3 separate regions of the Homo sapiens genome follow, and regions 2 and 3 are each linked to region 1. Evidence: chromatin loops called from intact Hi-C (ENCODE). Cell type or tissue: heart left ventricle. All regions are shown on one strand. Each heading gives the region's core, and the rest is flanking DNA. Links, peaks and the distances in the headings are about the cores only. Region 1 overlaps LINC00693 (long intergenic non-protein coding RNA 693). Region 2 holds the start of LOC107986012 (protein transport protein SEC31-like). Region 3 overlaps LINC00693 (long intergenic non-protein coding RNA 693).

What was found. Hi-C counts contacts between places; a loop is a spot of excess contacts. Peaks named below come from ENCODE experiments on the same cell type or tissue, not always from the same donor. Only the 100,000 strongest peaks of a DNase experiment are listed, where the experiment ranks them.
Region 2: it touches region 1 in a loop (2.5-fold over the local background); 4 of 110 quality-filtered maps call a loop at or near these places.
Region 3: it touches region 1 in a loop (1.9-fold over the local background); 23 of 110 quality-filtered maps call a loop at or near these places.

What each region holds. Positions count from the first base shown.
Region 1 is chr3:28,721,990-28,732,517 of GRCh38, reverse strand. The region is part of intron 2 of LINC00693 (long intergenic non-protein coding RNA 693); the gene reads right to left. Among named protein-coding and RNA genes, the nearest start is that of LINC00693, 150 kb to the right of the region's middle. In heart left ventricle, for the core only: a CTCF peak has its summit at 5,455 (motif pointing right); no DNase peak of the experiment used is centred there.
Region 2 is chr3:28,571,649-28,582,176 of GRCh38, reverse strand. LOC107986012 (protein transport protein SEC31-like) reads left to right here and starts at 5,850. Exons shown (of 3, transcript XM_047449399.1): 1 at 5,850-6,824; 2 at 8,165-8,217. The coding sequence starts at 5,850. The coding sequence ends at 6,440. It overlaps LINC00693 (long intergenic non-protein coding RNA 693), which reads right to left and starts at 6,899. Exons shown (of 5, transcript NR_038840.1): 1 at 6,802-6,899; 2 at 5,681-5,904. In heart left ventricle, for the core only: no CTCF peak of the experiment used is centred there; DNase peaks (open chromatin) are centred at 5,786, 6,186 and 6,876; H3K4me3 peaks cover 2,315 bases; H3K27me3 peaks cover 1,673 bases.
Region 3 is chr3:28,669,290-28,679,817 of GRCh38, reverse strand. All of the region lies in intron 2 of LINC00693 (long intergenic non-protein coding RNA 693), which reads right to left. Among named protein-coding and RNA genes, the nearest start is that of LINC00693, 99 kb to the right of the region's middle. In heart left ventricle, for the core only: no CTCF peak of the experiment used is centred there; no DNase peak of the experiment used is centred there; H3K27ac peaks cover 207 bases.

The sequences.
Region 1 (10,528 bases), core at 1,654-9,653:
TGGAGTTGGAAGCCATTATCCTCAGCAAACTAGCACAGGAACAGAAAACCAAGTGCTGCATGTTCTCTTTTATAAGTGGGAGCTGAATGATGAGAACACATGGACACATGAGGTGGGGAATAACACACACTGGGGCCTGTAGGAAGGTGGACATGAGGGGAGGGAAAGTATTAGGGAGAATAGCAGATGGGTGCTGGGCTTAATTCGTAGGTGATGGAATTATCTATTCAGCAAACCACCACGGTACATGTTTACCTATGTAACAAACCTGCACATCCCTAAACTTAAAATAAAAGATGAAGAAAAAAAGAATGGCATGCCCTCTGAAGTTTTCCCATTCAGGTAAGTGAAATATCAGACGGGATTTCAGGCTGTTCCTCTTCCCCTCAATAACTCCTAGATATTCCATTGTTCTAACTTCAGTGGTTACAAGATAGTGCTGGTCTGATTCTCTTTCCCTAAATGAAATATATTTTCTCTCTGGAAGCTTAGAAAATTTCTTGGTCTCTTTGTCCTTCCAGGATTTCACCAGAAAATAGATATGTCTATCTATGTATACTCTTGCATATATATATCCCCCAACACATATACAGACATATCCTATGTATGTGTAACTCCAGTGTACACATACCAACATACCTATAAATATATCTATATATGTATTCACACGTTTATGTACACATGTGTATAAATATGTTAGATATATGAGTGTGCATACATATATACATATATATATCTGTGTACACACAATTTTTTTCTTCAGGGAAACTTTCTGGACCTTGAAAGTTTTCAAACAGAAATTTCAAGTCTTTCTTTATATCAAAGAGCTTTTCTTGTTTGTTTGTTTGTTTTAATTATTGTTGCTCCTCAATCTGCTTCTTTTTTCCTCCTGGAAAATTTTTTTATTTGCAATTTAAGTGTCTTGGAACTATCGTCTGTCTCTTACATTTTTCACTCAAATGTTTGCTCCTTTGTATTTTTGCTCTATGCTGTGAGATAATCCATATATTTGATCTTCCAGGAATCTCAGAAGAGACTATTTTCCTTTCAAATTGTCTATTGAATTTTTAAATTTGCAAAGCATTTTTAATTAATTCTAGAATGTAAGAATTCTAACTGCATGTCCTTTAAATCATCTTACTTTTTTGGTAAAGTTTCCATGTGTCAATTCTATTATTTCCATATCAATAGAAAAACATTTTCAAGTGCTTCATTTGGCTGTTTACATAATTTTAGTTCTTTCTCTTTTCATCAGCATAGTGACATTGCACTTCTTATGCATGTGAAGTTAAGGGTGACTTGATTTTGCCATTAAAACGTGAGAAATGTGTTGCATGTAACTTCAGGGCAGAAGCTTTAAGAGCCAGTGCATATGTCAAATTTTCTCTCTGTCAGAGCAACCACCATTGTTCCAGTAAGTGGCTTTTCTATCACCCTGAATCTGTAGTAAGGATGTTAATGCCATGGAGAAGAGCCCTCCAGGCAACCCTTGGTGAACAGTGAACATGGACCTTGAGTGAGAATTAATCTTATTTTAAGCTATTTAGTTTTTGGGGTCATTTGTTATTGCAGCAAAGTCTAGTATATCCTGACTGAATTAGTCTGCTTAGTCTTCCTCTCAGAGCTGAAATTTTGCTTTTCTTCTCACTGTTGAGTGCTCCCACAGTAACTTGCAGAGATTAAGCTGTTGGATTTTCTCACGCAGAGGGAACCCATGAGTCAATAGAAGGCGTATATCTTATGTTGTTAGGCCAGCTGTGAATGAGCTTGTTCTTCTCCTGGGATGTGGGAATGGTTCCTTTCTAACATCAAGTTTTTTATTGTACAGGTAACGTTCCTCTTTTACATGTGATGACTGGAAGACATTCAGCCTTCCCATGTAGTAAAACACTATGTTTAAATTGATCCAGCAGGATAGGGAACCCTGCGAAGAGCAAAAGCAGCAGGCAGGAAGGTGTGGGCTCCTCACAAAATCTCAAAAGTCATCATCTCGACCCACCCAATAATTAAGGTAAAGCAAGTCTTTTCTGTTGCTTACTTCTTGATTCTTGACCAATATCTTTGAGAAGGAAGCTTTGTACCTGCTTTCTTCCTAGAACTCTCTGGAGAATGTGGAATCACAGACATACCCTCAAGTTTCCTCTAGTCTTCTTACATTGGTTATTGTGATGCTCCAAAGAGAAGTTAAGAGGGATAGGTGGACAAAATGAGTGATAAATGCAGTCATCTTCACAGAATCCCCAAGAAGATTTAAAGAGAATAGGAAAGATGCCAGGTGCTCAGAAAGAAATGAATGTTCTGGTTTTCAAAATAAACGGGAAATGAGAAATGGAAAAAAAAACACAGACTCCAGAAATTGCTGACCTTGATATCAAGCCTCAATACAATTTTAATATGCATATTAAATAAATTGTAGATGCTTCAAAAGAAGTGATTATCAAAATTAGCATTGGTTTGCCTAGATATAGTTGCTAAGCCTGGTCAACTCAGGAAAGTACTATAAACACAAAACAAGAAGCTCAGTGAAAGATTTTACTGTTTCAAGATATGCTTTTAAAGAAGAGAGAGAAATGACTAATAGTAAGATGGACTAATGGCTGGTTGAAAAAAATATTTTCAAAGAGTATTAATTAATGACCTCAAGTCAATGTGGAAGAAAATCTGTACAAATTGCAGAAAGTTGTTATCCTTTTCAACGACATATATCAATGTCAGGTACAATAGAAGAAATTTGGATTAACAGAAGCTCATATAAATAAGACCCGGAAACTTTAGTTAGCTACAGGGTCATGATACTGCACAAATGATATGATTGCCAAAATGATATGATATGATTGCCAAAACAGCATAGGAAATCTTATGCTGTATTATAAAGACGTTCAGAGTCTAAGAGCTAAGCAAGGTGAGAATCAGAGTAATAGATTTTATATTGACAAACCCATATGATGCCTTTCTGCTAAAAAAAAAAAAAAAAAAAAAAAAAAAATGGAGGCCCTTCCCGTGCAAAGACAAAACCCTGAGCCAAGGCATGTGACTTGGTGGGTTGGAGTGCAGGCTGGAAGTTAGCATACCTTTTCCTCCTTTTTCAGGCACTCTCACAGAGCACACAATATACACAACTACAGGGCAGCCTTGGTAACCAACTCCTATACATTGCTCAGACCTCAGCTAGAAGATTTTGCTCTGAACTGAGTATTCCTTTTTAAGGGAGACTTTCAAAGTAGGATTCTTTCAAAGATGAACTGAATAGCAATTAGTCTGAAAAATAAGTCATAAGAAAAATGATTTAAAAACCTGAGAAAGATAGGCTTGATAAGAAAAAACTCAGGAGACCGTAATAGCAGACTTCAACTATTTGAAAGGAAGGGGATTTAGATTTATTCTGGGTAGATCCAGAAGGTCAAATGAGGACTAGCAGGTAAACTAAAAATGCCTTGTCTGTGGTGAGTACTCAAACAATACGTCAAATCAAAATTATAACAAGATGTGTTTTCATTTAAATTAAAGTGGTATTTTCCCATAAATATGGCAACTCAAAAATGGGATGGCTTCTTTTAAAAAGAATAGGTCTCTCATAAGTAAAGAATTAGTTCTATTAGTCAAGAATTTTATAGAAGAGCCTCCATTAAACACAGGTTTAACCAGCAGAACTCTTTCAAGATTCAGTACAATTTCATAGCCTACAGTGTTGACTATGCACATATAAGGAAATATAAGAGATACAAATATAAATCAGGTGCATTTTCTGCCTTGAAGTAGTTCATCTTCTAGAAATGGAGACATACACGTACACAACTATAATGCTAAGCTTTAAACAATTATTTTATGTATGCTACCAGTATACAGAATAAACCTAAACAATAGACACTACCTATTTTATTTTTATTCTCACCTGCCAGAATTGAAGACTGAATGATCTAATAATTTGCCATATATGTTTATTCTCCTAAGTGTTTAACCCCATTATCTACACAAAGCACAATTTAATCACAAGATACCACTACAGTCTATTTTACTCTAAGGTATAAGAAAACAGACCTGAACACAGTGCCTGATGCACAATTCTCATTCATGTTTCAATATTTCATGCTTCTTAGGGATCCCATACATCTGGCTTTCCCAGGAGGGTCCGGACTTTGCCTATTGTCCAGCATAATGACTAACACCACTCCCTTCTATCTCACAAGTGTCCGATTTGGGCAGTAAATTATAGGGTCACCCTGACACTACCCTACCTTCCTAATGCCCTATGCTCTACTTTGTGGAATATAAAGAAAGAAACACAAAAGCACTAAGTGTGTAGTTGAGAATTGAACACAATACTTTACCGTTATGAACATTACTTAAATGCCTTTGATACAAAGCAGATTAAAATAGTAATCCAAGCAAAATACAAAGTGTGGTAGAAGGAAAGAAAACCTCCAACCAAAGACAAGAGAAAGCCTCTCTGAGAAATAGAGAATTTTCTTAAAACAGAAATGGGGGCTAAAATTTCAGTAAGTGGAATGGACATTCCAACCAGGATATGAAAATGCTTTAATACTCATGTTTATTCATGCATTCTTTTATTCACCTAACAAATGAGAATATAAATAAAATAGGTTCAAGGAACACTATATTATGTATGTAACAAAATAAGGAAATGGAAATATCAGGTTAGTCAGATATTCCTTTTTTTGTTGTTGTTAACAACAGAAATTAAAATGGAAAGAAAATAAGAGCAAATAGGTTTCCAATGTATTTTACATATTATTGTTAGCAAATGTGATGCAGTATAACTACCTTAAAAAGTAATGGTTTGTCCCTCAGAGGCTTTTTTCATTCAAGTTATTTTTTTCCTCTTTCTCCTTCCTAGGGATTTATGATTTAACAGGCTGTAATAAGCAAGATAAAGCCATTCATCATGCAGGCTTAATGTGGGAAAGTAAATTTAACTTGGTGAGCTTGATATATAAATATTGGTCTTTTTGGGAACACACAGAGCATATTTACTTGAGTGTAAAATCCAGGCTCTATACTATGTCCAACAAATTTCTAAGGTCTGAGGTACAGGGGAAGGGCCTTTAGTGCTTTAGGTTATGGAGACTGTTGAAACTACTACTAGGGGTGGAAGAAAGGCATTTTGTGTATTCTAGCTTTCCTAGCCTCTGCTTTTTTGAGGACATTTTAATACCAGTATATTTTATCTCAGTGTTTATATCTATATTTCAGAAAATGAAAATTAAAATCTAGTCATCTGGAAATTTCAGTGTTGGTTTTCTGTTGGTGGATTTTTTTTCACACGGACTTTTGGAATGTCCCTGCTGATAACAGAGCAAATGAAGATGGCATTTTATGACTTTTAATGCTATGTCTAGACAGCTTGTTCATAGGTCATTAACCATACACCAAAAGGGCTTTAACCATACACCAAAACCATACACCAGAAGGGCTTTAGGTGGTAGATCAGGGAACTGCCACCAGAGGGGGCCAACTGAGGCTGTATAACAACCAGTTACCACAGACAAAATAGAGGTGTTGGCAGGCTGATCGGTCAAAGGGCAATGACTTCACTTTTATTCATTTTCTCCTTGTGATTTCAACATTCTTTAGATAAAGCTGAGATTTAGAATGAGAAATTTGGAAAGGTACCTACGTAATACATTTAAACCTCCAGTACTAAAAGCTATGCTTAAAACTCTCAGTGGATATGTTCCAATCTTATAATTTAAAATATCCTGGGATAATTTTTTTAAATTTTAACATATTTAAAATAAAATTGGAAGGCTGCATACATGAATAACATAACTTTCATCAGAGGTAGTGATTTCAGTCAAATCATCATCAATATCCAAAATTTTGGCTAAGCCAAAATAGAAGCTATCTCATTGTCAGGCTCAGCTAGGGTAACTTAACTTAAATACAAAGAATGATAAGAAGCCAAGTTATCAAGGAATGCTATGTCATATCTCTTCTTTTCCAAACGTCTTTAAAACAAGTATGCTATATCCAGTTACTAGAGATGATTCAGTTCAACTCAACAGACAATGTTAGATGCTTACCGTATGATAGGCTCAAGGTGCTGGAGAATGAAAGTTGAATAGGAACTTCCCTCAATAGGCTTACAATCTTCTGATTTAGGGTATCAGACTAATATAAAGGCAAGGAGATCGATTTAAATTATTAATTTTCAATTTGCCTAACTGCTTCAACTACTATATGCAACTATATGTACTGTTTGAGGAAGATATACACAAACTATGGTAGTGAAGTCACCTTTAAGGAGCTCAGGAATCTAGACTATACACGAGATATAAACATAGAGAAATATGACAAGACAATACTCTATGAATCCTGAAAATACCTTCTTTAGTTCAGTTGATGATATAGTCAAAGTGGTCTCCAAACTTGTCAGAGAAGGCTTCAGACAAAGGATGAGAATGAAGGGAAGGTTGGATTCAGGAAGACTAGCAGGCAGCATTCTAGGAGGTTAGGGTGAGTGGGGAAAAAATCACAGGAAAGAAATCTATGCAATTTTCTGGAAATTAAAGTAGGACAGGAAAAGTAATGAAACAAATGCTACAGTTAAGAGGACAAAAGTCTTCAATGATAAGGCCAGAAACATTTATGGTAATGGTAAGATAAATTAAATAACTGGAGCGAGGGTGAAAAAATAAGCTATGAATCAGTGTTATAGACTTTTGATGGAAGTTTCCAATTCATAGAATCAGGCTGTTTACAGCTGTGATGGTTGACCTCATCATTCTCATTGAGCGTTGATGCTGAAAAGAAGACAGTTACACTGTGAAATGCACCCAATACAAGATACTAATACATACATTCCAAGAGGTGAAAATTCAGTCCAGGGAACCCAACTGTAAATTCTTTATTCTGTGATGGAAAATAAAATCTTTGCATGTTTTGAAAAGAAAATTTGAGGCCGGGCGCGGTGGTTCACGCCTGTAATCTCAGCACTTTGGGAGGTCGAGGCGGGTGGATCACAAGGTCAGGAGATCGAGACCATCCTGGCTAACACGGTGAAACTCCGTCTCTACCAAAAATACAAAAAATTAGCCGGGTGTGGTGGCGGGCGCCTGTAGTCCCAGCTACTCAGGAGGCTGAGGCAGGAAAATGGCGCGAACCCGGGAGGCGGAGCTTGAAGTGAGCCGAGATCGTGCCACTGCACTCCAGCCTGGGCAACAGAGCTAGACTCCATCTCAAAAAAAATAAAAATAAAAAAAAGGAAAAAAGAAAAGAAAATTTGAGCATACAATTAATACACTATACACTCTAACTTGTCACCCCAAGTAGATTAGTTATTTCTATCAATTTTAAGTACATTAGAGATCTCAAGCAGCAAAATAACTCCTGTGTTATAAAAGACATCATTAGTCAGGTGTATTAAGCCCTAAAATGCCAAAAATAATTCTAAGACTCTTTTAAATTGTTGGAAGACTAGGAAGTCACAGAAGTGTAACTTACCTTATTGATAACAGTAGAAAAAAAAGTGAAGGGAAAAAACAGAATAAAGAGGTGACCATGTCATTTATAACTGTATCTGTTTATTTTCTTTAGGGTTTAAAAGTATCTCCATGGGTGATAATTTCGACAGCTTACACATTTTTTTTTTTGACATATGGCTGACAAATTACTCTGGAATAAGATTTGGGTTTTTCAAAATACTTAGCTGAATGAGTCAGAGAAGGTACATGATTAGGGGGAACCCTTCGGCACCAAAATATATTGATCTTATCATTGTTCCTATACAGATAATAATGCACAAAATAATGTGTTCAACCTACATTTAGAAGAGAAAATTTTCATTCTAGCTTTCCAAGTTGAGAATCTATTAATTGCATTTAAAAGCTTGAGAAAGTGTTCTCCAGCCCCAACTGTTTCCTCTTTTAAAATATATTTCTATAAATAAGGCTATCAGCCTCATTTTGTTTACGATAATGGGATTAACTATTTATGGGCATAAAAACAGGTTAAATACCAATCTTCATTACCGACCAGATGAAAACAATTCAATAAGTGCTTTTGGCATTTTTTTAATATGGAGGAAGTAACACATTATTCGAGATAGTTACTGACATTTTTCAGAATGCTATCAATGCAAACCTATCCTGAAAGTAACAGAGATAGGATAATGAGATGCAGCTATTGCAAATTCAAGGTGCTGAGGGATCGAGGAGCAAAGCAAGCCTTTATAGTGGATCTTTCTGTCTGGTGGCAGCTGCTTATCAGAATATACTTCATAAAGTAATTATGTTTGTCCGTTAACTTATTTATTTGTTTCCCGAATATTGTCAGGTATTTTAAGAGGAAAAGGTCCAGCAGTATCTATATACCAAACAGTTTTCCAAAATAGTGAGCCATAAATCAAAAATAAGCTGTTTCCTACAAGATTTTTTAAAGCAGTTTTCTACTCAAATAACATTGGCAAAAATAAAATAATAGGAATTAAATTAGACTATTCTGGTCATTTTTCTGCCTCATGATCTGAAAATTTTTCTAAAAACGCACTCTTCATCATGAATGAGTTGGGATGAGGTTTATACTGTGTCCTTCATTGTACCCAGAAGGCCAATTCAACATTTAGAAAGTCTTTGATCCTGTGAGTCAGCATTATGAACATATAGAAGAGAGTTTTTGATCCATATCTTATTTTTGCCTGCCATATAGATTCCTCTTTCTCTGTATCCTTTCTCATTAGGGTATAGTCATTGATACATCCTAAAATCAGCTCAGAAGGAATTAATTGTCTCTTCTACCATCACCCTGCCCTGTTTTCTCTTCTATTTAGCCCCTCCTATCTTATTACCTTCTCCTTTTCTCATAAAGTGCCACTATGAGGATTCATATCATTTTGTCCATAAGCCTCTGATATGTTGGCACCTCTTTATGAGTGCTGATCTATTAAACTATCTTTACATTGCTGGAGATAAGAGAGCAAAGTGAAAATATTACCCAAACAAATAAAGTCTAATGCCAGCACTGAGCTCGTAGCCTGCCTTAATTAGGATCATTTATATATAACAGGTAACTTATTGAAGACATAACCTGTGTAACAATTTTTCAGGACCTTAGTCCAATTTGTATTTTATCCTGGACATTTGTTACAAGAACTTAGTGGTTCAATGAGTAAAAATAAATTCAGGGACTTCTATTCCAATCAAGACATGTATAAGAGTAAAAAGACTTTGGAAACACAATGTTAATTGCAAATCATCAAATTAACTACATACAGATTACTAAGCAAGTACAATAAGTTTTTCAGTTAATTAGAAGCATAAAATGGAAGTGTTATTTTGTATTTCATCATCAATCCTTCCCTATTAAAGAGATGATAAAAGTAAAAAAATGCTAATTTGTTAGATCCAGAGATCATCCTAGGATCATTGGTTTTCAACCACTTTGGAACCAAACCTACTCCTTGAGAAGGCCCCTTTCTAGCATCCCTAAAATCTACACAGGACAATATAAAAATCACTCATTATAGTCCTTTTACCTCACTTAATAGAAAATGACTCTGAATTCCAGGAGATCATATGCCTTGCCCAATAACAGACGCATGGCTAGTTGAAGCAGAGGACTCTCTTTCTCCTTTTACCTCCTCCCTTTCATCTTTGTATTTTACATATTTGAACATTACAGGGAGATAGGCTCCATTTGCCTAGGGGAATGTCTCTTCTCCTCCATACTGGTTTCATGCCCATGGTTTTTTTTGTTGTTGTTGTTCTGTTTTATTTTGCACTTACTCTCAAGGTCACTTTCTCCATTTGGGTCTACTTGGCCCCTTTAGTCTCCACCCTTTGCCTCCCAGATACAGATCCCATCACTCAGGGCCACACATTAATTTTTTATAAAACTCTGTGTGTCATTTCTGCTCACACTTACCTCACTTATTAAATGGTAAGGGCAATTATTTCTCACCTTCACTTTTCCTAATGAGAAAAAACTGACTTCTTGGGACAATATTACTATATAACTATCACTCCAGGACAAAAAAATACTTGTTTTGACTGTTTTTTGTTTTATCCCTCTCCTCCTCTACCATTTTTAAACATTTATCCCAGTTATGTAAAAAACACACACAAAGTGACAATACTACAATTGATGTGGTTTATATGTGTAAGTACTACTCCTAATCTCAGTATGGTTGGCTGTGTTTGGAATTAGTGGGCCATCCCATCTACCTGATTACCCAGAAATTTCATGGGCTCACTCATCATCATAACTGCAGGAATTGCCCAAGATGTCTTGCTTAAGATTTAATAAGCCTGACCTGCTTGTGTGGATACTAATTCCCTACCAGCCAGAGGTGAGCCCAAAATAAGAGCCTTCACTACTACACTGTAAGATGAAACCTTCTTTTATTAGTCCATTCTCACGCTGCTGATAACGATATACCCGAGACTGGGTGATTTATAAAGGAAAGAGGTTTAATAGATTCACAGTTCTGCAGGGCTTGGGAGGCCTCAGGAAACTTATAATCATGGCGGAAGGGGAAGCAAACACAGCCTTCTTCACATGGCAGCAGCAAGAA
Region 2 (10,528 bases), core at 860-8,859, 150 kb after region 1:
ATAAATAAATAAGGATCAAGTTCTCTGCCCTTCTTCCTGTACATAAGTACATGATAGATTCCATACTTTCCTCTGTATTCTTTCTTTTAAAATGGTAGGAATACAATGCTACAAAATGTTCCAGATTCTTGTCTAAATATGTCTGTTTCTCCCTCTCATTTTTTCTCATTCTCTTTCTCATTCTTTCTCTCTGCCTCTCTCTATCTAGGAAAGGGGTGATAATGGTTGTTTTGGCAACTAATATCCATTTTCTTTGGTCTGATAACAGCACCATGATTTATTTTTCCAAGAATTAAACCCCATCCAAAAGAAACAATTTGAAGGAACCTGCATTGAGGATTCCCACCTTACCTTGGCCAAGAAGCAGCTATCTGACCCAAGAGAGGCCAGTTAGATAACCTTCCCATGAAATACAGGTCTTGAGCAGAGTGGCATAAAGGCAAAAAATGGCTAGGATTTATTTTTCTTATGTCAGCGCCCTTTCAGTACTTTCTACTACTTAAATCTGAGCAACTCTTGTGTCAGCATTTCCCCAAAACTAGTTTTGTCATTTTCCGTTTGATTTTGTAATTACCTTAAAATTTTACAATATTTTGCTCACAGTAAAGCCAGTTTCTATTTCCTGCAACCAAAGAGTCCTAACAGATACAACTTTTTAACTCAATCATTTGTTAAGTCTTAAGATTTGCCACCTAATCTTCCTGAAAAGCCGTAAATATAATGTGCAAAAGCAGAGTAATCCATTTGCTTTCCTAGTGTCTTAGGCATACTTCTGGGGCCTGGGGTAGGATATAGGGACTTTTCATCCTGCTCTTCCTTGGTTTTCCTGATGAGAAAACAGCAGACTATTGACAAGTCAGGATAACTATTTGCTAACCTTCTGCCCACCAAGACCTGAGAACATCTTAAGGACCACAGGGCAAAACCAGGTGGATGAGCAGCAAATTGGTTTGACTGTAGAAAAGTATGGCTGTGTCATTTCCAGTCCCAGAACCCTCTAGTAAACTGAAAAAAATTAGGGAGACTTGAAGCCCCAACTCATAAAATTTATTCACTATTATTGAGCAGCCATTACCTATGAAGCACTGAATAAAAAACTCTATACATTTTATCTCGTTCGAGCCATACAATAACCATAGATGGTTATTGTAAAATAATTTATAATTATTCCTATTTTACAGATGAAAAGGTTAAGCTTTGGAAAGGTTAAGACCTTGTCTAAGGTCAAGAGCTAATAAAAGACAAAGCCAGGATCAAATTGGGGTCTTTTTTTATTTCACAGTCAACAGTTTTAATCACATTGACGTCCTACCTATTGTGGACACGTTTCTGCTTCTGTGCCAGAAGTCAGAGTTCACCTGGCTAATATACAATGTAAAACCAAAAAGGCTTCCATTAGATTTCATGCCACAAACAATCGCCCAAGGGGTTAGGCATCAAAGTGAACTACCTTGAATTTATCCATTGCCTTTTATCCTCTGCCTGCCACTTGAGACTTTGCTGTCCTCTGTGTACTGATAAACCCTATCTTACCTGGAGCAGGAATGTTTTTCAGGTTAAAACAAAAAAGGAAGACCATTATTCCTCACACGTTAACAGCACTCAAGAGCTTTGCCAAACTTGTAACTCCCCCAGGGCTCACTGCAGTTGATGCAGAACTTCAGGGACCTCCGACTTTGCACTTTGCAAGCTGCTCCTACTCAACAGATAAAAGGGAGAGATCATCACCCAGAAGTTAAATTTGACGCTTAAATACCCTCTCACAGAGCCTTTCACGTATAAAGACCACCTTAAAGACTAAAGGAATAGAATGGAAAGCAACTATATGTTACACATTCACTCGAAAAAAAAATTTACTACACAAGTTAACTAGTAGTTTCATGCAAATATTCATTTCTTTATTGTAATATACATACCTTGATTATGTAGGATGTTAATATTAGAGGAAACTGGGCAAAGGATATATCTTTGCACCTCTTCTATAAATGTAAATTTATTTCCAAAATAAAAGGCTTTCATAAATGTAATGACATGCTCGGTAAGAGTCCCTACAGTATGCTCCTAAAGAATCACTGTTAGAACAGCATTACTGATGGAATGCAGTTGAAGTGAGAACTGAGTCATTTTCATCAATGATGTATCATTGGTAGCAACAGTACAGAGTTCCTCTAATCCAAAGCCATGGGAATAACACATCTTGCAAACCAAGGATTTAATAAGAGCTGAGCAAAAAAGAGAGTTTGGTCATAATGCTTCATATCTGGGCCATAAACATGCCTTCTATATATAACACTGTAGTAAATAGTATTGGCAGAGGGGAGGTGAAGCAGGCATAGGGTGTGAGGAAGGAAGTAAAAGGGAGGACAGAAAGCACCATTCATATATTCATGAAAGAGATGAACCTGAAGGAAACAAATAATCATTTTTCTTTAGCATCTAAGATCAGATCATGGGAAGAATTTCCACATTTGCATAAGTAACTTTATAATACAGAGGGAATAAGACACTGGAGTACAGGTCCTCGACACAAGAAACTTTTTTAAACTTTTCCAAAGAAAGTTTCAGAAACACCCATCCAAGAGTTATTTGGTATAACCAAAGCATTTCAGAAGAATTTTAAAAAGCAATGAAAGGATGCAATATTTAGAGCCTGGAAAAAGCTTTCTAAGGAAGTTCTGAGGATGATCAAATCCAGAATCAAGAGCACTTTCAAGAATTTGAAGGTCTCTTACTTAAGGACCATGATCATTTAATCTTCTTTGCTAAGACAAGAAAGAAATATCTCACTAGGTCACCAAAGGTGATTACAATATTATCTTTGGATGTCATTGCAAAGAGAAGAGGCTGCTTTTTGTAAGGGTTTAATATAAACCTGCCTTAAAGCACAGAGGAAGAATAGATGGTCTATTTCAGGTCTGTTTCCTCCCCAGTTCATGGAATCAAAGCAATATAATATGCAGCTGCTTTAATATTTCTTTGAAGAGTATTTGCTAGAGAGGAATCAGGAAACATTATTCTAGGACAGAAAGCACCAGTCACATCATGAAACTTGGGCGTAAAAAGTCCCTTGACTGATCCAGTTTTCTAACCTCTCTTCCTATTTCATAGACTTTCCGAGGACATATGACCATGAACCTGCAATTTAGGAGACAAGCTGATCTGGCACTAAGCTCTGATTTCTTTTCCAATAAGACAACTGAGATAAATTCATAGGAGAATAAATCATGGCCCTAAAGCAGAATCTTAAAAAAAATGCCATTAGTCTCTGATACTTTATTTTCAAAGGGCATATCTACTCACATCCTACTTATAATATCCTTAAGGTAAAGTTAAAGTAAATAATTCAGTTTTTGAAATTTGTATTTTATTGCTTTCATGAATGAAAAGAAAACATAATCATCTGGTACATTATGTTTGTACATTACTGTTTGAAAACCATACTGTGATAAACTCCTCCCCCTCAACCCAAATAGCTTGATAAAACCCCATTTCACTTTATACCAGTTTGTCTTCTATTTATATTTTAATAGAATAATTTGGTCAGACATCCAAAGGACTTCCCACTAATGAAATAAGAATTTTCTAAGAAAAATCAATTTATAACTTGCCTTAGTACCCATCAAAGACAAGAACAGTTATTAAAGTCTGAAACACAGCAACCATCCTCAGACTCCAAAGAAACAGTAGGACAGTATTAGAGGCAAGCAAAGGGTTAACACAGCTGATTTCTAGGTTAAGAGAAAGATGCAACATAATTTTTTAAGACAAACACCTGGAGGGAAAAAAAAAAGTAGTATTTTGTTTCCACCTCAAGAAATTACAGACAAACATGAAGCAAATCACATCATCAGAATACTCAATTATCTGAACATGCTAATTAACTAAATGTAATCAACCCGCTTTCAGTTCTCTTTTCACCTGCTGTCATATTTCTAGTGCACTGCCTTCCTTATTCCTCACAACCGGTAGAACATTAGACAGTCTGCATGGTGCATCAAAGGGAAACAAATAAGCACAGATTTTTGCTGATGGCAGGAATTTCTCATGCTCAGGGCATATGAATCAACAATATGGAAATGGCAGTACTGGCTGTATATTTTAATTATTCTCCACACCTATTTTGCAAAAGACACTTAAAGTTCAATTAGGTAATATGATGCTCAGTTATGGTTATTTCATAAAACTGAGCGCAGACAGTCATTTAAAGTAGTAAATATGCAGTCATGACAAAATTAAATATTCATGAAATCAAGAGCGACTGGAAAGCTGAGGATATCAGAATATTAAAATTCATCATAGTTTTCACAATGTAAATCTTGTATGCATTTGTAAGGCACCCCGGTCGCATCTAGAATGTGTTCAAATTCTAGTTCCTTGGTAAACTGCCATTTAAATAACAATATTGATTTTGGAAGATAAACAACAATTTTGATTCTTAGCTCAGTTTCAAAATGCAAAACAATCCTGAACATTTGCAAATCTGAACTTGTTAAGTGAGCCTGTCTCCAAACACAGAACAGCAATTCAATGTGATCCCGACATGTTTCCAGTATTTATTTAATCCACTAGTATCTTAGGAAAGCTCTAACAGAAACCAAGGCAATCTCCGTTAAGGGGCACTTCATGACACACAATTCCTTTCTAACTAGCAGAAGCGCCCATTTTCCTGCACACTTCCTTAAGTGAGCAAAAGTGAGAAAATAGATTGACTGACTCATTTGGTTCCAATAGTCTGATTTGTTGAACCAACTTTTCCCCAATATTGCCAGCCAGTTTCAAAATATATTAACAAATACACAGTGTACACTTTATACAGATAAAACAAAGCAACATTAGCTTCCACAAAACTAAACTCCGAGTGTGTGAAGGAAGACTGCTCAGAGACAAAGCTGTAATAAACACACCCTACTAATACTACCAAGGCAGTATTTTCTATGCCATTTCCTCTACTTTACAATTTTCTCAGCGGAAGAGACATCAGCACCAGAAAATAACATTCAAGCCATTTCTTACTAGAATCCAATTACCTGAAGAACTCCTCTTTCCACAGCAAGTAGCAGCTATCCCCCGGTCTACAATGACACAGCAGGGCTGCAAAAGATTTGTAGGGCTCATCTGCTGCCAGGCACTTGATCCCTGCCCTCCTAGAAGGAGGATGCCAGGTCAGGAGGAGGACCTCCAGCTTAGAGCGGGGTTAAGCAGGGCACTCCATTCTGCAAATGAGCCAAACTTTGCTCCCATTGTTATCTTTAGGTTGATGTCACCACCCTCCAAGGAGTCTCAGAAGCCACTTGGCAGCTCCTAAAGAAATGTTTCTCTTAGACCCATATCATCCAAATAAGCCTCAGTTAGACTGCGAGGGCAAGCAAAGGTCTCATCACTGCTCTACTGAGGTGCTGTGCTTGCCCAGAGCATCACACCGCATGTACCAGACGACTTTTCTCTGCACACACCGCTGAACACTGAAACCAGGACAGACTTCTGCACATACCCTCCAGTTCGGAAAGTCACTATCGCCCATGGATTCCCTTAAATCTTAAGCCTTCTTCACATCTGCCACCCCCACCCCCACACAAACCAGGGAAGGGGGTTGGGGAGCGGAGGGGTTAAAGTGACAGCCACGACAGCAACTCCTTGGTTTTGTTCAAAAGGTATCACAGCGCCAACACTGTGGACCTACCTTGCTCTCTCCTTTCTCGCCGTTGGGTCTCGTCTCGGGATCGTCGCTGTCCTCAGCGCCTGCACTCTCGCCGGGCAGTTCATCCTGAGCCAGCTGCTGAGGCGGCGGCTGGGGCTGGGGCGGCTGTGGCGGCGCCTGGCAGGCTCCGCCAGCCCCCTGGGAGCGGGGGATGGGCTCCGGGCGCGGAGAAACTCCCTCAACATCCATCTCCATCTTCCCATTCACTGGAGGGCAAGACAAAAGCGGAGTGGAGACTTGGCAGCGGCGCCCGGCAGCTACTCAGCTGCCCGTGGCACGCATGGCTCGCCGAGGAGGGGCCGCCTCCCGCGCGCCCTCCCTTCTGCCACCCTTCGCCCCCGCTCCCCGCAGCTCCGCTCGCCTGCTTGGCTCCGGCCCTGGCGGCGTCTGGGCCGGGGTGCGCGAGGAGCGGGTGGCCGCGTGTCCTTGGAGCGCTGGCCTTCAGGCGCCCCCGGCAGTCCCGCTAAGCAGAGCGCATCCCGGCGGCGGCGGCGGCGGCGGCGGCGGCGCCTCCCAGCCGCGCTCCCAGCCTCAGGGCCGCTTGGGTACTTGCTCTCCAGCCCGGCCCACGCTCCTAGCCGCTTTCCAGCGTCTCTTGGGGCCCCTTGGCGTTTCTCCTCCCTACCAACCTTCTGAACAAAGTTGCTGGAAGAACCAACCTGGTCGCCGGGCTTTGCCCGGCGAAGCTGGCAAGAATAGGGACTCTCAGGTGCAAGTGAAATCTACCTTCCCCGCCCGCTGACCAAGCGCCGACCCTCAGCCTTACCCCCTCCCCAACGCAAAGGAGCCAAGGAAAGGAGGGATCTCCGACCTGTGCGAGGTGGTGGCGGCGAGGACTAGAAAGAGAGGAGCGTGCGGAGGGCTGGTGCGCCCACCCCCAACCCCAGGTGACCCCCGCCTCCGCGCTGGCCCTGGTCCCCTCCCTCTCCCGGCCGAGCGCGCCTCCGGGGTCAGTCCCTCCGGGCTGCGCGTGTGTGTATCCCAGAGCTCCGCTCCGGGGTCTGTTCTGCCGCTGGCGGCTCCGCGCCGCACAGCCCTGCACTAAAGAACTGGAGTAGAGAAGGAGAAGCCAACGGCAAATTCCGGGCAGGAAGTCGACCTACCCTTGCCTCTGGCCAGGTCGCAGGTTAGAACCGGGAAGGGGTGGGGCCCCTCGGGGACAGCGAGGACGCGAGTCTCGCGGCGCGCCGGAGTTTGGCGTAAAGGTCGGCAACAGAGGGTCGATGGGGTAGGAGGAAGGAGAAGCGAGAAGTCGCTGCCAGGCATTTACTGCAATGTGCCCGGGGCGGGCGCCAGCTGGGCGCCGTCTCTTTTTGGTGGTGAGTTCTGTGCTGGAAGAGCGTCCTCAGCAGGGCAGGGCTCCACCAGGAGGCTTCGGTGGTGACCCCAGGGCAGGCAGTGCGTTGCGTCTATAAATTTAAATAGAGATGGCGAGGGTAGCCTTGGAAATTCTTAAATCAGGGTTCACCACTAGTCAGGTGAACAGGATGACTTCTCAATTTAACACCACTTGATCCTGGGTAGTAGCTTACAACTTCATGGGAACTGCCACTGCAACTCTGCACGTCCAGGAGGGACTTTCAAGCAGCTCTGGAGAGAAATGGCGGGTTATCAAGAACCTGTTCAATATTAAATAGAGCCCATTATTCTGGGCTTTGAATTCCATAATGCTCCCAAATGGATCAGCAGATTAATGAACTATTCATGCGTTTCTTGGCAGAGGATGGCTTTTTTCCCCTAGCATGTATCACAGATCACACTTGCTTGATGAAACTGGAAAATTGCATTGCTCATCCCATGAATGCTTTGCATTAACTTAAACACAACTTTTACATATCAAGACACACTGTCCCATTGATGCAGTTACACAAGAACACATCATTAGGTTGTATCCCTCAATGCTATCTTTTAATCTGACTCTGCATGTGTGACAGAAATTAATTGCCACTTTCATCAGTGTAGACAACCAATCTGGGTAATGCAATGTGAACAAGTTTTTGAAAAAGAAGAAAAAGTTTAGGGACCAAATTACCCATTCTCTTTTTCTTCAGATTTTCTAAAAATCAGATTTCAAGTTCGTTTTCTAAATTGGGAATTGTTGAAAATAGAGTGAGCTCCTCCCCAGTACCTGGTAATAAACCAACAATCATTATAGAACGTTTATAATGGTAAATTAGATTATATGTGTAATGTGCTTAGCAGAGTGTCTTTGTGCATATCGAGCACCTAACATTGTTATACCGAGAACAGTAAGATGATATATGTTCACACTGAGTGTTCATCTGAAGACCTTGATTTACAAAATAGAAGCTACCGGTTTAAATCACCTTTATTTAAATTTCCTAAAAGATATTTGGTATCTTTAGAGAATGAAGCCCCTTCTGAAGACAGGAAGAAAGTCAATAATATTTTGTGCAATAAAGGTTTGAATTTGTCAGGTTTTTGTTTTTTTTTTTTTCCCTACAGTGTAGCAATAAAAATCACATGTCAGTTCAGACAGCAGCAGGAATAGCTGACTGGTAAGTTATTATTCTTCCATGCTTGCTACTTCCAAAATACGTTTGTGAACTTCTTTCAAGGCTTAAATGAAGATTAAATCAAAATAAAGATACAATACTTCAATTAAATTTGTCCTAAATTTAGACATGTCCTTTTAAAGATTCTTATTGTTAAATGCAAATATTTCTCCTTTCTTCTGCCCCTCTATTTTTGGGGGACAGTTTTTTTTAAGCATCTGTCACAAGTAAATATGGACTCGGAAAATATATTACATTTCAAAACTGTTGATTGCACCTAATTATGCATGTAAATTGCTACTTCAAGCATGAAGACAGCTTGCAACATTTTGAAAATTTTGCCCTACTAGTCATCTGAGGTATTTGTGTTACTATTTTGCAGTTGCCTTAAATGACTCTTCATTTCTCAATTAACTTTCCATTAATGATAGGTCTATGAATAATTTTGACCTTTGGCTTTCTCTTCCCAAATGATTTAAATTAGTAAATTAGCACTTTCAACAACATCACCCTTCTTCCTATTTATACCAGACCTCTTGAATTTTTGAGTCACTGAAATTGGAGTTTACAAAAAGGTGTCCTGGGAGAGTAGTCACTCTTAACTCCTTGCTACTAAGTATGATCCATGAACCAGAAGCTTCCCAACATCTGGGAGTTTGTTAGAAGTGCAAAGTCTTGGGCCCTACCCTAGACCTACTGAATCAGAATCTGCATCTAACAAGTGATTCCTACCACATTTAAGTTTAAGAGCCAGTGCTCTGGCACATCACATGGTTGGTCTTTCTACATTATAATCATCTATGGGCACTCATTATTTCCCTAAAAGACTACCAAGAAAGGCTCACTAGGAAAACACAATTTAGCAACTTTTTTTTAAGACATTATATTCCCCACCACCTCTCATCCTCCAGGATCTTAGTCATGCATAATGAAAAGTTTCATGAATTAAGAATTTATCGGCCTGGCATGGTGGCTCATGCCTGTAATCCCAGCACTTTGGGAGGCCGAGGCGTGTGGATCACCTGAGGTCAGGAGTTCTAGACCAGCCTAGCCAACATGGTGAAACCCCGTCTCAACTAAAAAAAATGCAAAAATTAGCCAGGCATGGTTAGCAGGCGCCTGTAATCCCAGCTGCTTCGGGGGACCCCGGCAGGAGAATCGCTTGCACCCCGGAGGCGGAGGTTGCAGTGAGCCAAGATCGCGCCATTGCAGTCCAACCTGCAGAACAAGAGCGAGACTTCATCTCCAAAAAAAAAAAAAAAAAGAAAATTTATCTATATTGTATCTCTGGTAATAAAAGCATACAGTTTTCTAAACTCTAAAGGCATTAACCTAAAATTCCCTTTGTCTTGAATAATAAACTTGATGAAAATATGTGGAACTAGTTTCTTAAAAACTTGTTTATTCTTGACCTTCTTTCTACTTGAGACTTGAAAGTCCACAGTTTCTTTCTGCTGGGATAACTAATGTCTTCGGTTGCAAGGCAAACAGAAGCTGACAAGTGCTTGTCTGTGCAGTGGCAACCTAATAAAGCTACAATAATTTGGAGTGAGTTTGGACCAAATTATGTGCCCCAATATTTTTAGGGACTATAAAAAATTATTACAAGAATTTCTTTAAATCACACAGATCAACAAACTGTTACTTTAAAAGGCTATCTGGTGTCGTACTTCTCACCTTTAATGTATATGAAGTCACCAGGAAAATGTTGTCAAAATGCAGGTTATGATTCAGCCGGTCTGGGTTTGGGTGTGAGAGTCTAAATTTCTAACATCCAGGTAAAGCCAGTGCTTCTAGTCCCCAGACCTAATGGGTTTGCTTTATTACCATTAATGTTTCTCAAGTTTTCATAGTGGGAAACTTTTTAAAATCTTCAATGCCCAGACTACTAGGCCCCAGAAAACTTAAATCAGAATATTTGGGGTGGGATCTAAGCACAAGTAGTTGTTAAACCTCTCCAGGTGATTACAATGTGTAGCCAAGATTGAGAAACAGTGCTGCCTGTGAGTGATTCTCCAAGTGTGATTCCCAAACCAGCAGCAGTAGCACCTGGGAATTTGTTGGAAATGCACACTCAGTGTCCATCCTAGACCTACCAAATCAGAAACTCTAGAGGTGAGATCCAGCAATCCATGTTTTCACAAGGCATGATTTTGATGCATGCTCAAGTTTGAGATCCACTGCTGTGATCAAAGATTCTCCGCTACTGCATGTGAGAATCACCTGGGGAGTGTTCAAAAAACACGACTTCCTCCCTCACAATCAATTAAATTAAAATATCTGAGGGTGAAATCTAACATGTTAATGTTTAAAA
Region 3 (10,528 bases), core at 1,293-9,292, 52 kb after region 1:
GCCTCCCACAGCTTCACACATGCTGCTAGACCCTTGGGTCAGAGACAAAAAACTTGATTACTCATGGCACAGAAAGCAGTCTGTGCTTCATATTCACATTGGCTCCCCTTGCTCCACAAGTCCCTTGAAAAACATACAGAGTGGCCCAGGTAGGTGCTGCATACATACAGTTGATTTGCCTCATATGTGAGGGCCTCAAGTTTAGGAAACCCCTGATCTTAGAAGGAGGCTGCTAGCAAACCTGCTCACCCTTCACCCTGGAGGGAGATATTATCTTTATTATTCTAGTCAGGAAACAAACCTAGCCATTTCCTGCAGGGAAGCCCTATCTCTATTATCCAAGGCTGTTTACTATAAACATCCTTGAAAAGATCCTCTGAAACAAGAGCTGACACAAGATGTGCAGAAATATGAAAGATCCACAAGAATTGTCTTCCAACAATAAGGCTGTAAAGCAGGAGGAATGGGGAGAAGAGGGGTGGGAGGGGTAGTTCTCCATAATGAAGAAACATGTTCTGATACCAGAAAAGAAACACTGAGCAGACCAAAAAAAAAAAAAAAAAAAAAAAGTACTGTCTATGGTCATTGACAGTATCACACTAACTCCAGATGTATCAAATTTCTCTGACTCCTCACCTCACTTTTACCTTCTAGGACTCCCTGGCAATTTTTGCACCTAAGTGAACTGTGTCAATGTCAAATTCAAATTATTATTTCCATCTGACAGTGTGCTTCCCTTAAATTGAACTTCTAAAAAAAAAAAAAATTCTGAAAACCCTGGAGGCAAAACACATCACTCTGGGACCACCCCTTTGCATGGACCAAATGGTGGTAAAGGCCGTGGATTTCTGTCTTAAATGCCTCCATCACTTTTAGACTGATCCCATAGGTTACCTGAATTTGATAATGTGGCGCCTTCATGATCACTCCCCTCTAACTCCTGAAGTGCACACAACTCAAAAGGAAAATTAGAATTCAATATGTAGGTAGGGAGGTTAGTGCTGTGCTAGAGTAAGTGAGTAAATAGCAGACTTGGGTTCATAATCTGCTTTGTCATGTAACTGCGATGACCCTACCTGTCCATGAATTCTGAGGAATGCTTTGATTTTCCTTGAGCACAGGTTCCATGGATGGAATCTAGGAAGAGAAGATTGGCGAGAAAAGACACAAGCAAGGTGTGGAGTCCAAGAAGGGGCAAAATTTCCCCAGAGAAATAGGCGATGCCAAAGGAAAGGACAACCCCAAGAAGGAAGGCATTTGAAATTCCACAAGACTATCTTCGAAATAATTCCATTATTTTGAGCCAAAAATGTTTCTGAAAACTTTGACCTTATTATGCATAAGGGGTACTACATTTCAAAGATACACGAATTAGTTCTTTCAGTCACAGACATGGTTTTATTAACTTCAGCATCAGATTACCCAAGGAAGGAGTTTTAAGGGAGACACTGTTTTGAGCTGATAATGATACAGAACGGCTGGGCTCCCCGCTAAACCTCACCCTAGAGCTGGGAACTGAGGCCCTAACTGAAAACAGCTGACCCTGTTTTTCCATCCAAATGTTGCTTTTTTGGCCTGCCCTCCCCCTATCCTGTGCCCATAAAAGACTTCAGCTGGCGGAACAACACAAATGGCTGAGCGTTGAGGATACAAGCGGCTGAGCGGCGGGCAGAGAAGCAACTGAGGATTGGAGACTACAGAGAGACACCACTAACTTCAGATGGTGCAGCTTCAGAGAGTGGCCCTGCCAGAGATGGCCAGGCTTCAGGGAAATATCACCTTCCCATCCCCTTTCCAGACTCCCTTTCGACTGAGAGCCACCCACCACTCAATAAAGTCTTCTGCATTCATCACCTTTCAAACAGTTAGTGTGACCTGATTCTTCCTGGACGCCAAACAAGAACCCCGGTGCCAAAAGGGCAGGGGCTGCCATCCTGACCCTACACTGAGCTGGTTGGCACTTGGCCATCCCCAGAAGGCAGAGCTGAAGATCACTGGTTGTAACATGCTTGGATGCTGCTGCAGGGCCTGCACAGAGCCTGCTCCTGCCAGAGAGGAGCGACCGGCTGGTTCCAGCATTTGTTAGCTCCAGTTCCTGCACTGGCTTGCACGCTCCCTCTGGCGAGGAGTGGCCAGTGGCGAGCTGAGTGAAACAAGCCACTCCAGTTCCTGCCTGCGAAGGGGTTCAAGGGAACTATCCCGTCTCAATATGACCAAGCAGAGTGTTGGTGATGGAGATGTTGATTCCATCTGCCAATTCTGGGCTCTTTGGCAAAAATTTCAAAAACAGACCTTGCATATGTTCATTTGACAGATAAAGCAGTGCACATAGCAATAGACAAATGCTAGGTAGCAGGTACTCCTTCCCTCCTCTTCTAAGATTTTTCTACAACCTCCAACACTTCAGAATCACATTCATCTACAATGTAATAAAAAATATCTATTTGTCTCTGCCCTCACTTCCTGACACAGAGCTCCTAAAACTCTTGTAACTTTCTGAGTGATAAGGGAAATAGGAGAATCCTTTGTTATAATATTTGGCCTTAGTCTGATTCTTAAGCCAGCTTCTAAGGCCCTTGGAATCTCCAGAGTGGTAGCTTTCAGTATGCAAATGAGATGACTGGTGGCCGGGGACCCTAGATAGCTTCAGGATGGGAGTGGGTCACCAGAAAGACCAGGGCAAGATTGAAGAATTAGAACTTTCACCCCTACCCCCAACCTCTATGGAATGGAAGGGGCTGGAGATCGAGTCAATCACCAATGGCCAATGATTTAATCAATCATGCCTAAGCAATGGGGCCTCCATAAAAAGCCTAAATCTAGGGGTTTGGAGAGTTTCCAGGTTGGTGAATTTATCCACGTCACAGGAGGGTGGCATATTCCAATTCCAAAAAGACAAAAGCTCCTGCACTCAGGACCCTTTCAGTCCTCATCCTATGTACCTCTTTGTTTGGCTGTTCATTTGTATCCTTTACAATATCCTTTATAATAAACCAGTAACGGTAAATAAAGTGTTTTCCTGAGTCCTGTGAGCCATCATGACATATCATTGAACCTGAGGAGGGGGTCATGAGACACCCAATTTGTAGCCACGTCAGGTAAGAATGTGGGTAGTAATCTAGGGACCTACTACTGGCATCTGAAGTAGGGGGCAGTCTTGAGGGATTGAGCTCTTAACTCATGAGGTTGATGCTAACTTGAGTTACTGTCAGAATTGAATTAAATTGTGTGTATATCCAATTGGTATCCCCAGGGAACTGGAAAAGTACAATATATGGAAAACTACTCATTTTTTTGTCAGAAGTTTTGTGAGTAGAGAAACTGATTTCTGTTACAACCCATCCAATCACTCATTGAAAAAATGTTTCGTAGGTATCTACCATGTGTCAGGCACTGCTATGCATTAAAGATTCAGCAGTGACCAAAACATATATGGTCCCTTCCTTCATGGAGTTTATAATCTAAGGTGAAATACGGTTATTCATAAGGTCAAAACACAAATTAATACCATAAAATATTGTGCTAAAGACTAAAAAGGGGAAAAAGGAATAAGCAGTATTACTATACAACATTTTCTTGTATGTTAGGGATGTCTTCTATGAAGAAGTAACAATGTTGCTGAGAGGAAAAGGATGTTCAGGTAGTAATAGGTGAAATTAAAGGAGAGCAGAATGCTTCTCACCAAAAGCAGAGACTCTGTGAAGAGTTGGAAAGAACAGGTGGTATGGTCAGGTCCTGAATGGAGGCAGGTGATACAGTAGAATGGTGAGGAAGGTGCAGATGGGGCAGACAAAGTTGGGAAGTCAGGCAGGGTCCAGTCTGGTGGCCCCATGAGTCAGAATACACAGGCCTCCATATTAGTTCATCTAGCACTGTTATAAAGAAATACCTGAGACTGGGTAATTTATAAAGAAAAGAGGTTTAATTGGCTCACAGTTCTGCAGGCTGTACATGAAGCATAGTACCTTCTGCTTCTGGGGAGGCCTCATGAAACTTTTACTCGTGACGAAAGGCAATGCAGAGGCAGGCATCTTACATGGCAGAAGCAGCACCGAGAGAGAGGGGGGAGATGCCACACACTTTATTTATTTATCTATTTAGAGGCAGAATCTTGCTCTGTCACCCAGGCTAGAGTACAATGGCATGATCTTGGCTCACTGCAACCTCTGCTTCCCTGGTTCAAGCGATTCTTGTGCCTCAGCCTCCCAGGTAACTGGGGCTACAGGCATGTACCAACATGCCCAGCTAGGTTTTGTATTTTTAGTAGAGACAGGTTTTTGCCATGTTTTCCAGGTTGGTCTCAAACTCCTGGCCTCAAGTGATGTATCAGCCTCAGCCTCCCAAAGTGCTGGGATTACAGGTGTGAGCCACTGCACCCGGCTTAACTTTTAAACAACTAGATCTCATGAGAACTCTATCACGAGAACAGCACCAAAGGGATGGTGACCAACCATTCATGAAGGATCCACACCCATGATCCAATCACCTCCCACCAGGCCCCACCTCCAACACTGGGGATTACAGTTGAACACGAGATTTGGGTACCAATAGAGGTCCAGACCATATCACCCTCATAGGCTGGGGCAGGAACTCTGGAAGGTATTAAGAGAGAATAATGCCATCTAATTTATGTTTATAACAGATCACTCCAGCTTCTGCACACATAATGAGCCTTGGTCCAAGAAAAGAGACATGTAGACTATGTAGGGTGCAGATTTTCAGGGTGAGGTCTGAGGACCAATGTCATAAACATCACCTGGGAACTTGTTAGAAAAGCAGATTTTCAGAGCCCCACCCCAGATCTACTGAAACAGAAACTCTGGAGGTGGGGACAAGTAATCTGTGTTTTAATAAACCCTCCAAGGTGATTTTGACGCATATCAAGATCTGAAAAACCACTAGTTTAGGGGATTACTACATCATCATGGGAAGAAACTATGGTGTCTTACAGCAGGATGCTGACAGTAGAGATGGAAACCACTAATCCATGAACAAATCCTAAGTACAATCATGCACCATATATAACGATGTTGCAGTCAACAACAGACACATATACGACAGAGGTCCCATATGATTATACCATATTTTTACTGTGCCTATTCTAACGTTTAGATATACAAATATGTACCACTGTGTTACAATTGATTACAGTAATTGGTCCAGTAACATAGTCTAGGAGCAATAGGCTATGCCATACAGGGTAGGTATGTAAGTAGGCGATTCCATCTATGTTTGTGTAAATACACGCTATATGTTCACACAACAAAATTGTCTCATGACACATTTCTCAGAACACATTCCTGTCACTAAGTGATGCATGACTGTATTAATAGATGTTCCCTACAAATTTGGCAGAGGAGAGTAAATGTAGCACTTCTTAGAGCAATCAGGAGAACAACTGAGTAAGTCAGCAGGTCTTGCAGCACAAAAGGCAGCATGACTGTCTTCCGCATAACTCAGTTTGCATGCTTGAGGCTTTCCTACCCCTAAGGACTTCGGCACTTGAGATTCCTTAAAAAATTGCTACCTCTAAGAGCTAATATTTGAAACATAATTATATTCAGTTCCATTCAACAAGTCTTTACTGAGGACCTGCTGGGTACAGCGTAAGAAACAGAAATAACTCCCACCAGGAAGACCTAGAAAATGATCATGGAGAGGTGGAGGAATTCTATTAAATAGAAGGCAGCAATTGTAGCATAAAAACTGATATAAAAAGCAGAGAAAGGAAAAGTGCCCGCTTGGTGCTTAAGCTGTCCACCATATTTTGCTGGTATAACTGTTCTTTTTTCGGTCCCTTAAAACCCATCCTTCCCCAAACACACATGTATGCATATATGCAGGCACACACCCATAGATATGTCCACTCACTCACAAATGCACAGAGAAGTAATAACATGTTGCACCTCACTCTTCTACAGCTAAAATGGCAAACGCATCAATTTTTGCTTTCCGGAGGAATAAGAACCACCAATTTCATGAACATAGTTTCTTCTATAATCTTGACTTTTAGAATGAGAATGGAACTACTTACAAAAGTGAACAACTGTCTTAGATCAGGTCCCAAAATGCATCCATCCAGAACACGAGATTTGTGGAAAGGGTATTAGTGACCACCCAGTCTGACCTCCTTTAGCAGGAAATGTCAAGGGACTTGCCTAATGTATTGTGTCACAATATCCACAACAGACCTGAAACAAGAGCCTACCTATTTCTCTCAACTTTCTCATGTTACCCTCACTCCCTTCCAAAGAGTCATTACACTGAGAAGGTACTCATTTATATAAAAATATTTGAGTAAACTTCATTCAATGAGCGTGAAAACGTACACTGTAGAATATTCCAGCTTAATCAAGAGGCAGTCTGTTCAAGTAACTCCATGCTCTGAACATTCTGGCTAAGATTTCACTCTGTTTCCTTAGCCACTGTTCTACTCTCAGGGTAAGATGTGCTTGCATGCCGTGAAGATAATCATTAGAGGGATTAGAGACATTTCTGAGTGCACAAGAGTGACACAGAAACCAAGAGAGGCTTCTTCCTTGGCAACATCAATTAGGCAATCCCAATTGTCAGAGTGAAGTAACATCTTACTTCAAACAGAACAGAGTTGGGGAAAAAAAATACACGACAAACATCAAGAAAGCAGCAGTAGCTCCAATAATATCTTTACACAAAAACAAACTTCAAACCTGAACAAGTCTATCAGTCAACATTTGTTTGTCCTTTTTTTTGTTCTCAAAATGAAGAACAGCTGAATGGAGCAGGGATTTTGATGGGGATAGATGGTTTCTATAATTTGGTTCCCCAAAGTTTATTTGTTCTGGTCATTTTCTCTCATTTATCTTAACAGATCAATATCTGTCTTCAGGTGCTCCCCCACAATTTAGCAATCTGAAAAAGAATGAGTTTCTGCAGGAAAACTGTGACTTATTGGTAGAGTTTGGGTTGGGTCATTCACAGCAGATTTGAGTTTGGGGAAAGCTTCCTGAGAAGTACTGATGCCAGTGCACCTGCTAAGTTTAAGATCAAATATTTACTCCATGGAGAATATAATCATTTTTTAATTAAGGAAGCTTAGACATGAATAAAATAACAGAAAAAAATGTATGATTTCTATTCAGTCCTAAAACTGTCAATGACAGAAAATGACTTCCCACGAAGACTGGGAGCTCCCAGCCACTCAGCTATGTCATTCCAGGCATTTTTGGTAACCCAGAAATGCTGTGGCTATGAACGGACTCAGGGAACTGTCCTTCAGGGGAATCTCTTTAATAGATATGTTTTAGGTGCCTGTTTTGCCTAAGGAGGCAGAGAGAGACCTAGTGAGAGAAAATTTAAAGCAACAGAGACAGAGAAAAAAAAAGAGACAGAGACAAGGATACACTGAAAAGAAAAAGAAAAGAAAGGAACAGAAGTAATGCTGTCCAGGCAGAGAGCAGAACACACACACACACACATACATACACACACACACAGAATGGCTGCTTCAGTATTCTTAGTTCACATGCCTCCACCATCAGATGTCCCATTCTCTCTTGTCCTTGGTATTCTTGAGATCCACTTGTGTCCTTAAATGTAGGCCTCTCACAATCAATGCACATGGAAAAGAACGATCCTTTATCTTGATTATTTTGTGGGCACTGATTTTAATTTTTTTCAGTCAACTTGACTCTACTGATCTATATTATGAATGATCATAATCCAACTCACAAATATTAGACTCACAAAGTAAGCAAATACGGTTAGCTCACTCCTTTCCTAAAATCCACTGATGCCTCTCCATTGCTCAGAGAATACAGCTCTGTTTCTCTAACCTGTCTCACTAAGCCCTGCAGGATCTGACCTCCGCTCACCTTTTCAGCCTCTGTTGTCACCTCACCCCACCTCAAACCGTGTTCCATGGACAGAACTATGGACTTCTCTTCATTACTCAAGCCCACCAGGATCTTGTCTCTTCTTCAAGGCTCTCCCTAAAACCTCCACCCCTCCCTCAGGATCCCAAGATTCACTCACCAATCCAATCCCTGGCCCTCAGCAAGTAGAGAAAAGCATTCTCTAAATCTCCTCAACCCCAGTTAGCTACTTTTCTTATGTATCCTCTCAGGACAGCACAGTTGCCCGAATCACAGGCTCTCTGGCCGTGTTGTAACCATCTCCTGACTTGCCTCTCTCCCCACCATGGGATCATGTCTTCCACGTTCACTACTGCTTGCCTAACCTCAACACTGAGGATGATATTTTAAAAGTACAAATTTAGGGTCATTTTAAGCTAAACCATTCTTTGGGGGGGAGGGCAGTTGTGTGTGTATAACAAAAAGGAATTTTCACTAAAAGATATAAGTTAAAGAACTGAATACTTCCAGTATTCCTTATGAAGTTCCATGTCAAGAAATATCTCACTGCCAAATATGAGATTTAACGGTCAAAACAATTCTGGACCAGTGCCATTTGCTTGGCAATGGTGGGAGGACTCTGGGGGGATTTTGCCCTCCATTTTCAGCCAACCTACTGCACAGATAATCAGATTAATTCTCTGAGGTTGAGTTCCCTGGGAAACAGAGCCTAAGACTCTGAGATTTGTGTGCCAGAGGTTTGTCGGGAGTGCCCTTGGGATAAATTCTGGAGGAAAGGGAAGGAAGCGGGATTAGGTAGAGAGAGGACCTATACTGTGATACACTCTCAATAGAGGTCTCTGGATTCAGTGGGGAGTTTGAACGCTTGCAAGGTCCTTTACAGTCGTCTTAAATTGAAGCAAGGGGCTGGGCACTGGTGTGCTAGATAAAAGGTTATTGGATACTCTCTGCCCCTTTCCTCCTGGGAGCAATCACAACCTTGGGCAAAGCAATTCCCAGAGGCAGTGAGCAACTGGGCAGAGAGAATGACATGTGAGAACAGTGTCCCTCACTAGCTGCAGTTGAGAAAATGAATGCCTGGGTCCTAAAGCAGGCACCTGGGCTGCACATCACAGCATCTACTACACTATTTCATCAGGAAGAGAAAGAGGTTCTGATGCTTTTATTACTTATCCCTGGTCAGAACTCATGGGTACGGGGTTATCAATTACAACATCCCTTCAACCAACTGGCAATACAATCGGATATATTTCTCCTTAACATTCCTACAAGGAAATATCTACAGAGCTAGCTCGCATTTTTCAAATAAAAACATAGCTCTATCAAGAGGCTTTTGGTAGTACAGGTGTTCGGCTTTGGTGAGGTGAAAGGTGGGGCTGAAAAAAGAAAAGTTTGGCAGACTTAATTAATAACAGTAAACAATAGCTATACTTTATTTATTCCACAGGCATCCCATGAAAAGGGAACTGAATCCAAATGAGCCTGGATGAATCACAAAGGTCCAGGCCCTCAAAGGGAATTTTCCTGAGGAACTAGGAGAGCATACATAGAAACTCCATGCGTACTTTTTAGCTGAATTGAATGAAAGCTTATGCAAAATTGTGGCACCCATACTTTTATTCTGAAACAGTGAAGTTTTCAGTTCTAGGTCAGTCTTTTAAAGACAAATTAATAAAGATGTTCTGGGGTTTGAGAATTTTAACAGGAGATACAGAAAATAGCAGAAAAGGAAGACTGGTCTTAGAAGACTTGAGTAAGACAAAGGAGGTAAGGGAAGGTAGAACCTTAGTATTGCATTCTGGCTGTGTCTGAGCAAAGGAAGAAAGCTTAGAGGCGTCTAAGAGGGGCTGACAGATGCAGGCCGCAGGAATGGCAGAAATCAATAATATGAAGTCATAAAACCAGACAGGCATTGAACATTTAGATGGCAGAGCAGACCCAGAAAAAAATTGCAGTGTGCTGTGTCAGTATCTGCAAAACAAACAAACAAAAACCATAAAGGTGACATGCTGCAAATGTTGGCAAGGGAGATCCTGGAATTACTTGCTACTCACTAAAAATGTGTAAACTGTCAGTGAGATAGTCCTAATTTATGGTACTGTCTTAAGTTACTTTAGTAACATAAAATTTTAAAGGCTTGCATAGACTCATTTGGGACTTCTATTGCCCATTCTTAGTTTTGAAATAATGGCCTCAACTGTGAATTCTCTTACGAAGGTTTTTAATACCTAATTTCTGTGTTAGGTAGAAGCCATTGCATGTACACACATTTTACTAACGGACATACACACCATCCACTTGCAGCTCACCAAGCTCCCTAATGTGCATGTTTGTCCACAAGCTCCTAGACCCTGACCATGAGTGAGCTACTGGGACCAGAAGGATGGTAATCCCAGCTCTGTCATTTACTATCCTTGAGATCTTGCAAAATTCCCTTAACTACAGAAAGACACAGCTTTCTTATCTCTTAAATAACATAGGAATGAATATTTGAAAAGCCCTGTCCATCTTGCAAGGCTTTCTTAGAGTTTCAAATGAGATTTTATAAGTGAAAGTCACTTATAAACTTTAAGATGCAATATAAACATAAGAAATTATGGTGGCATGTGTAGAGAGTATAGGATTCTGCTCATATTATGTAACGAGTATAGAAATTATCCAGCAAAATTGGTGAG